Linked DNA regions of Homo sapiens: region 1 is linked to region 2. The links are chromatin contacts, found by Hi-C or POLR2A ChIA-PET in ENCODE. All regions are on one chromosome and are shown on one strand. The core of a region is the stretch at or near the end of the contact, and the rest is flanking DNA. Distances in the headings are between cores, read along the strand shown. Region 1 overlaps LOC124900169 (a long non-coding RNA gene). Region 2 holds the start of RBM46 (RNA binding motif protein 46).

Evidence for each region. Hi-C counts contacts between places; a loop is a spot of excess contacts on that map. ChIA-PET counts read pairs that join two places held with the same protein, here RNA polymerase II (POLR2A). Pooled maps may share reads with other maps.
Region 1: a loop to region 2 is called in a pooled map, with 2.8 times the contacts of the local background. The contact joins the enhancer-like site here to the promoter of RBM46 in region 2. A Hi-C loop is called at or near these places in 1 of 168 maps with a recorded cell type or tissue (mammary epithelial cell) and 1 of 50 pooled maps. POLR2A ChIA-PET finds 5 or more read pairs at or near these places in 2 of 52 experiments (H1 and OCI-LY7).

The regions. Positions count from the first base shown.
Region 1 is chr4:154,716,712-154,721,811 of GRCh38, forward strand. All of the region lies in intron 2 of LOC124900169 (a long non-coding RNA gene), which reads left to right. Among named protein-coding and RNA genes, the nearest start is that of LRAT, 25 kb to the right of the region's middle. RefSeq lists enhancers at 2,176-3,375, 2,408-2,909, 3,972-4,536. Within about 2 kb of position 2,525, at least 3 of the 41 ENCODE cell types and tissues checked have a DNase peak (open chromatin) inside an H3K27ac peak, as active enhancers do; they include mammary epithelial cell, where a contact is called at or near this core.
Region 2 is chr4:154,778,554-154,783,675 of GRCh38, forward strand. RBM46 (RNA binding motif protein 46) reads left to right here and starts at 2,719. Exons shown (of 5, transcript NM_144979.5): 1 at 2,719-2,883. It overlaps LOC105377500 (a long non-coding RNA gene), which reads right to left and starts at 3,320. Exons shown (of 4, transcript NR_188451.1): 1 at 3,236-3,320.

The sequences.
Region 1 (5,100 bases), core at 1,275-3,774, 62 kb before region 2:
GTACTCCAGGCCAAACTGCCAGCTTCCTGACAGATAACTCCACTTGGATGCCCACTGCTACTCCTGAAATTCAACAAAATGACATCCAAAATATTTTGGCATATTTCTTGTATAGTATTTTGTGTTTAGCGATCATTTTTATACATGACTGTTTCAGCTACCAGCCTGAGACTTCTTAAAGACAAGGATGGTTTCTTATTTTATTTCTTTTAGCCCCTAGCATCTAGCATAGTGCTTTAAAAAATGTTAATTGGATGATAAAGAAGAGTGAAGACTTGAAGTTCCTTTAGAAAATGGATTGTGTCATATCCGTGGCCCAGTGCCTAGCACAGCTATAGCACAGTGCTTAGCACAACTGTACTAAACAAATATTTTTTGAGCAAATCTGTCATCTCTTCTTCCAAAGCCACCTCTGTTTTCTTTCCTATCAATGTCAATGATACCATCATTTTCCTGGTAACCAATGTCACAAACCTCAATCTTCTCTGATTCTTCCCTGGTCCCTAAATCCAGAGTAAAGTCTGGTAAGTCTTCCTCAAAAATTTTAAATATTTCTCTTTTATTTCATTTCCACTGTCACCATGCTAGTGTGTGCTTTCATTTAGACCAGTATTTCCAATCTGCTCTCTTGCAGTCTATCAAAGGTTCATAGAAGCATACAAAGAAAATGAAAAGAGTTCTTCAGGAGCAAATATGTTTTGGAGGTAGACACTGGGTCAGATGAAAGTAACTAGGTTTTATTGCTGAGTATCCTCTCTGAACCTTTCATTTAAAAAATATAAATATCTTCTAAGGCAGTATAATATATAGGGGTTTACAAATTTATTTTACAATGGAAGCATTTTTCTGATGCCACATCAATTAACATCTCCTGAGTGTTCCACAGAACACAAGTCTAGAAAATCTAGAACTAGACTACTAAAATAGCATTTTAATTGCTCTCTCTGACTTGAGCGACTATTTTTTCCTAATCTATAATTTAAAATAATGCTTAAACTAGACTTCCTGAAATCCAGCTCTGATTGATAGATTATTATTTTCTTGTTCATCCACACCCCCAAAAAGGAAATTTTTAATGACTCTCAATGACTTAACTAATAAACTTTCCAAATGTCTAGTTATTTTTAGTTTTCTGCCTTTTACAAACACTTCTGTGCCCAAGGAAATTCATTTGTATCATAATAGAGGCATTTTGTCAAAAGACAGCATTGGGGCTTAGGATGCTCCACCCCAAAATATGACTGTAGGTGACCAGAATCTGCTTCTCTGGCATATTTTGAGTGGGAAATTGCATAAATTGAGTGGGAAATTGAGTGGGAAATTCTGGGAAATTGCAGACACAGGAGTAGCTCTGAAAAGCTCCCCTTTTATAAAAGAAACTTACATGTATGAAGGAAGTCTACATGAGTAAAAGTATCTGTACCAGAAAGAGACCTGCTGTGAGACAACTTTTATTACCTAAGAGACTTTTTATCTGCATAATAAGACAATCTGTATTCATCACACATTTCCTCCCCTCACCCTCCTGCAACCTCTCTCTACCATCCACTAGAAGCACCATGCCCCTATTCCTTTACTGTAGCTCAAGATACAATAGAAGCTTCTATCATCTGGTACTTCTTCAAGTCTCATATTTTGTGGGACTCCTGTGTGCACATAAGAAATTAAATATGGTTTTTCTCCTGTTAATCTATCTTCTGTCAATTTCATTGGTACCCCAGCAAAAGAACCTAGGAAGGTAGAGGGAAGCTATTTTTTCCCTCCCCAACAAAAGCAAACCTTACATATTTTATTGCTCTTTAATTTCCATTTCAGTGAGTATTCAGCATTTGAACAAAGTATATTTTCCGTAAGAATATAATAGTTCCTTAAGTATTTGGCATTGAATGATGCTTCTTCTTGTGTAAGTAGGACTCAGAGTTAGATATTTGTGCCCACTTTTAGGTTTCTGAAGGAGATGGTTGTACAGTTCAGTAAAACATATATAGTGGCCTAAAGCTTGTGTCATCTAAACCTGCCCACTTTCTAACTTGAGTATTTAAGCAGATGGGATATATTTATTTATCTCTAAGGATATTGATAAATTTCTACCAGTTAGTTCTACTTTCTCACCCTGTCCCCTTTGTTATTTGTAAAATGCATTTTTTGAACGTCCTGAGATTAGAGCCATTTGTACAAGGGACTGAAAACTAATTACCCTGTGTGATTCCAACCTTGTACTCATTAACAACTTGCTCTAATCAGCTGGATAACTGGCACCAACAGTGTGGGATGTTGAACTGAATCATTACTCCAGAATACAATAATTTAAAAGTAGAATGGCCGTTTTCAGTGTCTGGATAATCTTGGAATCTACACTTGAAAAGCTAAATCCTGGGAAATATCTAGACCTAGAAATACACTTTCTGATTTTGTCAACCAGAGAAGCATGTGGCCACCACATGGCTTACCTTCTGGTCAGCAATATCACCACCGTCCACCCACCTCAACCCTCACACACACATTGCTGAAATTTTCCAGAGAACAAAGAGCATGGTTTGTTATTCTTCTTAATAAACTCACCGTAGAAAGAGTAATTCGCTCTTGATGTTTTCTCTAAGTACCAGGGAACAACACACAAAGCATCTTTCTGAGTATCTTTGAATGACTCATTTCCTGGGTGTGCTCAATCATGATGCAATCAGGAAAGCTGCAATACATTTAAATTTAAGATTTTTATTTTCTGGATAAGTAAAATTGGAGAAAAATCATATTCTTTTCGGAGGTGGGGCATCTGGTAACTTCACTAAGAAGGAAGGAGTAAATATGTTTCTAGTTGCTTTGAGCAAGCCATATGGTGCCAATCAATACCAACATTGGCCAGTGAGAGAGGTGAATTTCACTCATGTGTTTCAAGACTTAGTCTGATCCTCTGTCGTTTCCATTCCTAGATTCTACGAGATCTATTTTCTTTCTTGTATTCTCATTTAATACTTTCAAAAGATTATCTATTATCAGTTGATATTTTCTATTTTTCTGTACATTTCATCAATAATAATTTAGCCAAAGCTAATAAGAAATTCTCCTGAAAGTCTGATCTCTAATGAATACTGAAACCAAGTTCAACACATTAAAGGAAGTAATTAAGAAGGCACCCTATTGGGTTTAGGTATGCTAGGTCAGCCAAAACAGGATTTTTTTATTTTTATGAGTTTTTGTCAAATTTAAAGTATGTCTACATTTTAAAACAAAAATTTAATGAAATTTGTTTGTAGCTATGCTACTCTATAAATATTTATTTTTTAAATTATTCTTCATGTAACTTAAAGATGATTTTTTTTAAAATAATGGCCTAGACATGCCAATAAAAATACCTATTCAATTTGCAAAAAAAGTATTAAATACCACAGGTATTTTCTACATAATTATATATATATACACAAGTGGTATGTGTGCATGTATGTGTGTGTGTGTGTGTGTGTGTATACGTGCTGTGTAGCATACTAGCCATGTAATAACTGTTAACTGTGAAAGTTTCTAAGAGGTCAGTCATCTGTTTCATCACCTTACTTCAGAAAGGGCTGTGCCTGTATTAACCGTGGGGCATGGCTAACTAATGTGGTTTCTTACCTCTTACTCTTCCACCTCTTTTTATTCATTGAAGTCACAGTCATAACTAGCCCATACACAGTGCTCACTGTTTGCCAAGCATGGTTGCACTTTACACATACTGACTCACTTAACTCTTACAGCATCTCTATCAGATAGGTTTTCCATTACTCTTCACATATTACCTTTAAATTCCCTTTCTTTCCCTTGCTTCTCATTTAACCCAATTCTAACTTTAAATAAGCTCACCTGTCTTTATTCTTCTATTCTCTTGTTCATACTTCTTATTTTAATTTTTTCCTGACCCATTTTCCCTACTTGTGTCACACTTTATCTTCTTGACATTTTGCTTTATCTCCCTCTATCACATTTTTCAGTACTTCTGCTTCTCCTGGAATTTTTAGCTGACAGCCATGCTCTCAAGGTGCAAAAGGTGCTCAAGACTCCTGAAACTGAGCCGCTCACTTGTTCCCATATCATAGGAATAAGTGAGGCTGAGAGGCAGGCTGGGTGCCTGGGAAGTCCAGTGGGGGTCAGGCAAGTAACACTTCTAAAGAATAGAGCACTCACCATGTTAGATTGTGTTCAGAGATAATCACTCAGTCAGTCAGATTGCTATTCAGATTAGCAATCTTGTGAAAAGAAAGGCCCAACCTTCCCTGATGAGTATTTCAAGTGCACCCTCCCCAGCAAAGATTCTTTAGAGCACTGCTTAAGAATCTTGCACTTACATTAGAGTCACCTGGAGAGCTTGTTAAAACAGATCTGTAGGCCTGGGGTGGGGATCACAAATTTGCAATTCTAAGTAGCTCCCACGCTACACAGACGCTGTCTGCCCACAGACCACTGTTGGAGTAGCAGTACTTTACAGTTTATATATTTTTCTAATTTTTGGTTTAAATAATTCTGGATAGAGTTTAAAGCCAATCATCTGTACTCTCCTTCCAGTGGCACTGATCTGCCAGACAACTGTTGAGTGACATTCACTCATTAGATTCTGTTTTGTGGCTAAACAACACCAGTTTCTTTAGCTTTTTATAAAATCTATTTTGTAAACCTTGCAGCACTCTTACATCTCTCTTTCATGCCTTCTACCAGTTGTCTACATCTTCCTCCAGTGTAGATAGGCAAACTGAACTGAATCTCTATATATTTTAAATTGGAAAGAGGTTTGATTCAGACTTGGTTTTGCAGATTAACTTTTGGTTCCTATATATTATATTTATTAAACAAAATATGTCCTTATTTAGCACTTACATATAATGTAAGTGCTAAATACATATAATGTACTGCACAAAGTGAACTGGAGATTTAAAAAAAAAAAAAAGAACTGAGACACAGATCCAGAACTCCAGTTGCTTTGAAACTCAGGAGGAAAATAAAACAAAACAAGACAATAACAAAACAAATCACAGAGAAATAGAATTTTGGGAACTAGAGTGGACCAATTAAATACCAAGCATTGAGTAATAATATAAAACTGGAACAGCAATTCAAGGGAAAATAATTGAG
Region 2 (5,122 bases), core at 1,469-3,968:
TTAAACATTTTAAAGATTTCCCATTGCTTCTCTTTCCTTTGTCAGGGGGTGTATTTTGCAGAATGTATATGAAAATAACTTCTAAGTGATATAAAAGCTTGCATCTTAACTTCTAAGTGATATAAAAGCTTGCATTTTATATGGGGAAAATACATGTATTCAGACTATTTTTAACCACTTGAATTTTGCATCTCTTCCTTTTTTTTTTTTTTTTTTTTGAGACAGGGTTTCGCTCTGTCATCCAGGCTGGAGTGCTGTGGCACGGTCATAGCTCACTGCAGCCTCAAACTCCTGGGCTTAAGTGATCCTCTTGTCTCAGCCTAACTCAAAGTAGTTAGGACTACAGGTGTGTGCCACCACACCCGGCTCCTTCCAATTTTTTATTGATAACTTTTACTTCCCATGTCACACAGTCACTATTATTTCTCTTTCTGGTGTTTGCAGAGATCCCCTTCTATTTTCTCCCTTGTATGCCAAGTATCTTTCGACACTTCTTTTTAGTCACAAACACCTTTACATTGCTTATCATCTTCCTTCTTACTCATTTGGGTCACCTTTTCCCATAAGCTCAAATAATCTTAAAACAAATCCAATTTGGAATCTGTTACTGAAGAATTCTAGCTGATAAAAGTGTTTTGGATCTCTTTCTCTGGGAGCCTTGAGAAATAAAGTTAAAGGTCATTTCTTTAATTGTACATGCAGACAATAGTTTTTATAGCATTTGAAAAGTATACCTATTAATAAACTTTAGGATAATAAAAACTTAGACAAAATCTAACCAAAATGACATACAATGTTAAGTATGGGAAGGGTCTTTAAACAACACTGTCTCATCTATGGCAAGGTTCTATGGTCTGACTGTAATGCCTATTGAGAAGCCCTTGTCTATTTGGTTTTCTTTATACTTGGGGAGAAAAAAGACAAAAAGGGAAACAAGAAAACCAGCAATGTTCAACAACCTTCCAGGCTATTTCCAAGAACAATCTTTGTACCTCACAACATCTCCACCTAGTGACTCCTTAAGGATCTTACAGCCATTCCTAGAAATTACTTGTTTTAAATTGCCACTAATATGCCTAACCTCATTTCAGATAATTTAACCTTAAACACATGTATTTAGAATTAATTACTAGGAATTGAGAAGGTACCGACATGAAAATGAAGAATGAGGAGAATCTTTTTCTGGAGAAATAAAAGAGCAGCAAAAAATAGTAATCAATATAACAATCACAGTTCCCGAGGTACAGAATTGGTGACATGTCAAACAAAGCCAACTAGATCTATCAGTCTAGGTTTTCTAGTTGCTTTATTTTGAATGCATACATCTTATATAAAATGACACTTGTATTCATTGACTAAAGGGCAGACGGCTTACAAAAAATATTTGTTGAGCTTCCAGTGTGCATCAAGTACTATGCCAAGTTTTCTACTTGTTTCTGGACGTATTTTGAGACAGTATAGTATAGCAATTATGTCTGTAGGTTTCAAACTGGAGCCACTTACTTGCTATATGACTTTGCCCAAACTACTTAAGGTTTCTGCATCTGTTTCCCCGTCTGCAAAGTAGGGCTAGTAACTTTACCAAAGTTACTGTGAGAATTAAATGAAAATATGAAAAGTCCTTAGGATTGTTTCTGGCATCTGGCTCAATATTTGGTAATATCATATATTATTTTATTCTCACAATCCCCACTTTAAACAGGGTCTGTCTGGCTCCAAAGTCCCTGCTAATTCCTCACTGTTGTAGTATATTTAAAAATTAAAAATATACTTTAACAAAATTTAAATTGGTAGACATTCATTAGTTCCTTGAATATATGGAGAAAATACATTAGGAGTTAATGTGGAAGAAATCACCTTGAGGTTGGGAATAAGGAGATCTGTGTTACTCGGTGAATATTCTGGGCATGAAGTTCCTTGTTAATTAGAGAATCAACATGAGCTAGGTTCTTTATTGTCTAATATTCCATGAATCTAATATTATCTATACATAAATAGTTGGTTCCTAAAGGTGGTTTTTTCTTTCCTTGTCTGCATTTAATTTCGAGCTGTCTTCAAAGGAAGCAAAACTGAAGTTATGCATACCGAATGCCAAACAACCCTATCTGTGAAAGTTGGTTTTACAAGAGCATAGAACCCAGTTCGGCAGTTCGCCTCTGCCAAATGTCCCTGCAAGCTGATTAGTGGTAGCGTCAAGCCTATCGCTAGTTCTCCTCATCTAACCCATTTTCTTAGTCATTGTCATTTAAACCACTTATACTTTATACTTCTAGTCCTATTTGCAAATCCATCTTTTAGCTTTATAACCCACCTCCCCCTAGCCCTTAATTTCAAAGGTCCACCGGATATATGTGGTTGTTTTGCGCCAAACTAGCAGTTTACAAGAAAACTACATCAAACAAGAAAAAGAACCATTACGATGCATCTATGTTTTCCCTTAAGTGCGGAATTTCACACTGCAGCCCTCGTCTTCAAACACCTAAACAATGCACCTAGGACCTTCATTTATTATTCCGTGCCCACCCACACCCTAAAAATCGCTCTCTTCACCCCAATTGCTCGAAATGCCTGTCACTCCAAGCACTTTGACTAGCCCAAGAGCCTCATTTAAACTTTAGCCCCACTCTCTCCTCCTCGCCCCGCCCCGAAGCTAATCCCTGATTGGATGAGGCACCACTCCTCGTGGGGCTGCTTAGGCCACCGCGCGCGCTGCGCGCTGGGAAACGAGTGGAGACACGAGGACCAGCGCGAGCGGTCCCGGTGGGCTACCCTCCCCCTGCGACGACCCCCCCTCGCTCTGACCGACTGGTCCCCTAAACGGTGGCGGCGGTTTTTGGTCGTTGGGCCCCGGGATTTAGGACCAACATTTGAAGACCCGAAGGGGTGAGGAGGGGAAAGGGGAAACGGGGTCACTACCAGACCACTGCTAACGGCTGGATAGTGCCCGGCTCACTCTCACGCCGAATACACAGTGGGGGCTGGCGGCGGTGGCTGCGGGGTTCACCCTCGTCCTTCCCCAGCCCCGTCGAGCAGTGGGAGGGCAAGTGTCCGAGACGCTGCTTCCTGCCCCGGCAGCATCCGGCCAGAAGGCGCCCTCGCCGTCACCCAGGCGCTGCATGGTGAGGGCCCAGCGGCCAGTCTCTTTGGGGCGTCTGGCGGCCTCTTCCGCCCCGCGGCGCCCTGCGCTCTCCGCCTTATTTCCGCTCTCCCCCGCTGCCTTCCGGCCGCTTCCCACCTGTGCTGCATTTCGTGTTATTTTCCTGACACGCTTACGCCGACGACCAACGACCGCTGCAGGCCCGGGCCGCTGCCTGGCCGTTGTAGGGTCCGCGCGTCCCCTGGAGGCTTTGGACGCCGTCTGGGGCGTCCCGACGGCTGGGTGAGATTCAGCAGTCTGGTTTCAGAATTGAATTCAGGCTGGGTGAGCTTTAGCGGGCTCCTAGTCGTTTGCGTGGAGTTCTAGCCGGGACTGAGCCTCGAACTTTACTTTGCCTTTGTCTCCCTGTTTCTTCCCCGAGTACCTCGTGTGTGCTGGGCTGTGGGCAGTGGGAGGCCGCGGGTGCACAGGGAAGATAGCTCGCCTCTCCCCCGACACACGGACGGCAGCACACGTCGTGGCACCGCCTTTGTTTCCTAACATCTGGTAGTTTTTAAACCCCTAATTTAAAAATGTTTCTTTGGAGCTGCTGGAAAAACCACAGAACCAGCGGCATTTAATCCTGGCGTTGATATTCTGAGATATTGCGAAGCTGCTTGATTTATTTGGGCACCAGTTTTCTCCTATGTAAATTTAGCTTAGGTAATATTTAAGTTCTTTAAGCTTTAACTGTCTTTACATTCTTGATAAATTCCCCGTAACCTTTATGTTATGTGGTAATCCTAATATAGGCAAATATCAAAGAGGAAATATCATAAGGAGTTTTTTTGTTTTGTTTTTTGTTTTGTTTTGAGACGGAGTCTCGCTCTGTCTCCCAGGCGGGAGAGCAGTGGCAGGATCTCGGCTGACTGCAACTTCCGCCTACCGGGTTCAAGCGATTCTCCTGCCTCAAACTCTCGGGAGTAGCTGGGACTACAGGCGCGCGCCACCACGCACAGCTGATTTTTGTATTAGTAGAGACAGGGTTTCACCATGTTGGCCAGGATGGTCTCGATCTCTGGACCTCATGATCCACCCGCTTCGGCCTCCCCAAGTGCTGGGATTACAGGCGTGAGCCATCGCCGCCGAGCTTTTTAAGTCTTGGCTTCTCTTAAAAATTGGCCTGATTTTGTGTTTGAGAATGGCGTTATAACCAGGAAGCAGGATATGTTGCGTGTATAAGGAGAATAACATATAAAGGACATGTTCAAGGGTCTGTAGAATTTTGCTTATTTAAATAATGGGAAGATATTTTCGTTTCAAGAATCACCACGATGTATATACAGTTTGACAGACTTCCATTTGGATCTTTTCAGAATTGAATCTCCTTATGGGGGTCTAATAATAGACTTGTTTTCAGGGCACACGTTTAAAACATTCTACTTTAAACTTTGTTTGCATCTGTCTGCATTTGTTTGCATTGTTAATAAAATTTGTTTGCATCTTTATAGACATAAAGATGACAGTGCTGCCTGCAATCACTAAATATTAATGCTTTCTGCTTAAGGCACTGCTTTGATTGCTGATTTTCACTTAAGAGGTTGGAGTAATGTACTTGAATATTATTGCCAAATATAATACATATCAACACTTAAAATATATGCATTACTGGATATATTATGAAACAAGAATTATTAATAACGAGAACAAACCCAGTTTATGGACTGAAATTAAGTCTCAGGTTTAATGGTGTTATTTTATTGTTAGGAGAAGGAAGACATGTCAGTTTAAGTAGAGTTTGTGACTACAAATCAAGTAATTGCTGTAAAAATTGTCCAGATTTGCATATTAATGCCGAATGTTATTTCTCATTTTACTACCCGATGATTGATGAGGCAAGAAAATGTGATCTCTATGTTCAAATTGGTAACAGATTTAAAATAACAGATTATGAAGGACCTTGTGTAAGGAATGGTGTACTTAATTTGGACAAGAATATGTAGATATCTTTATCCTGAATTCAAACAGCATATACACCTTTGTGTT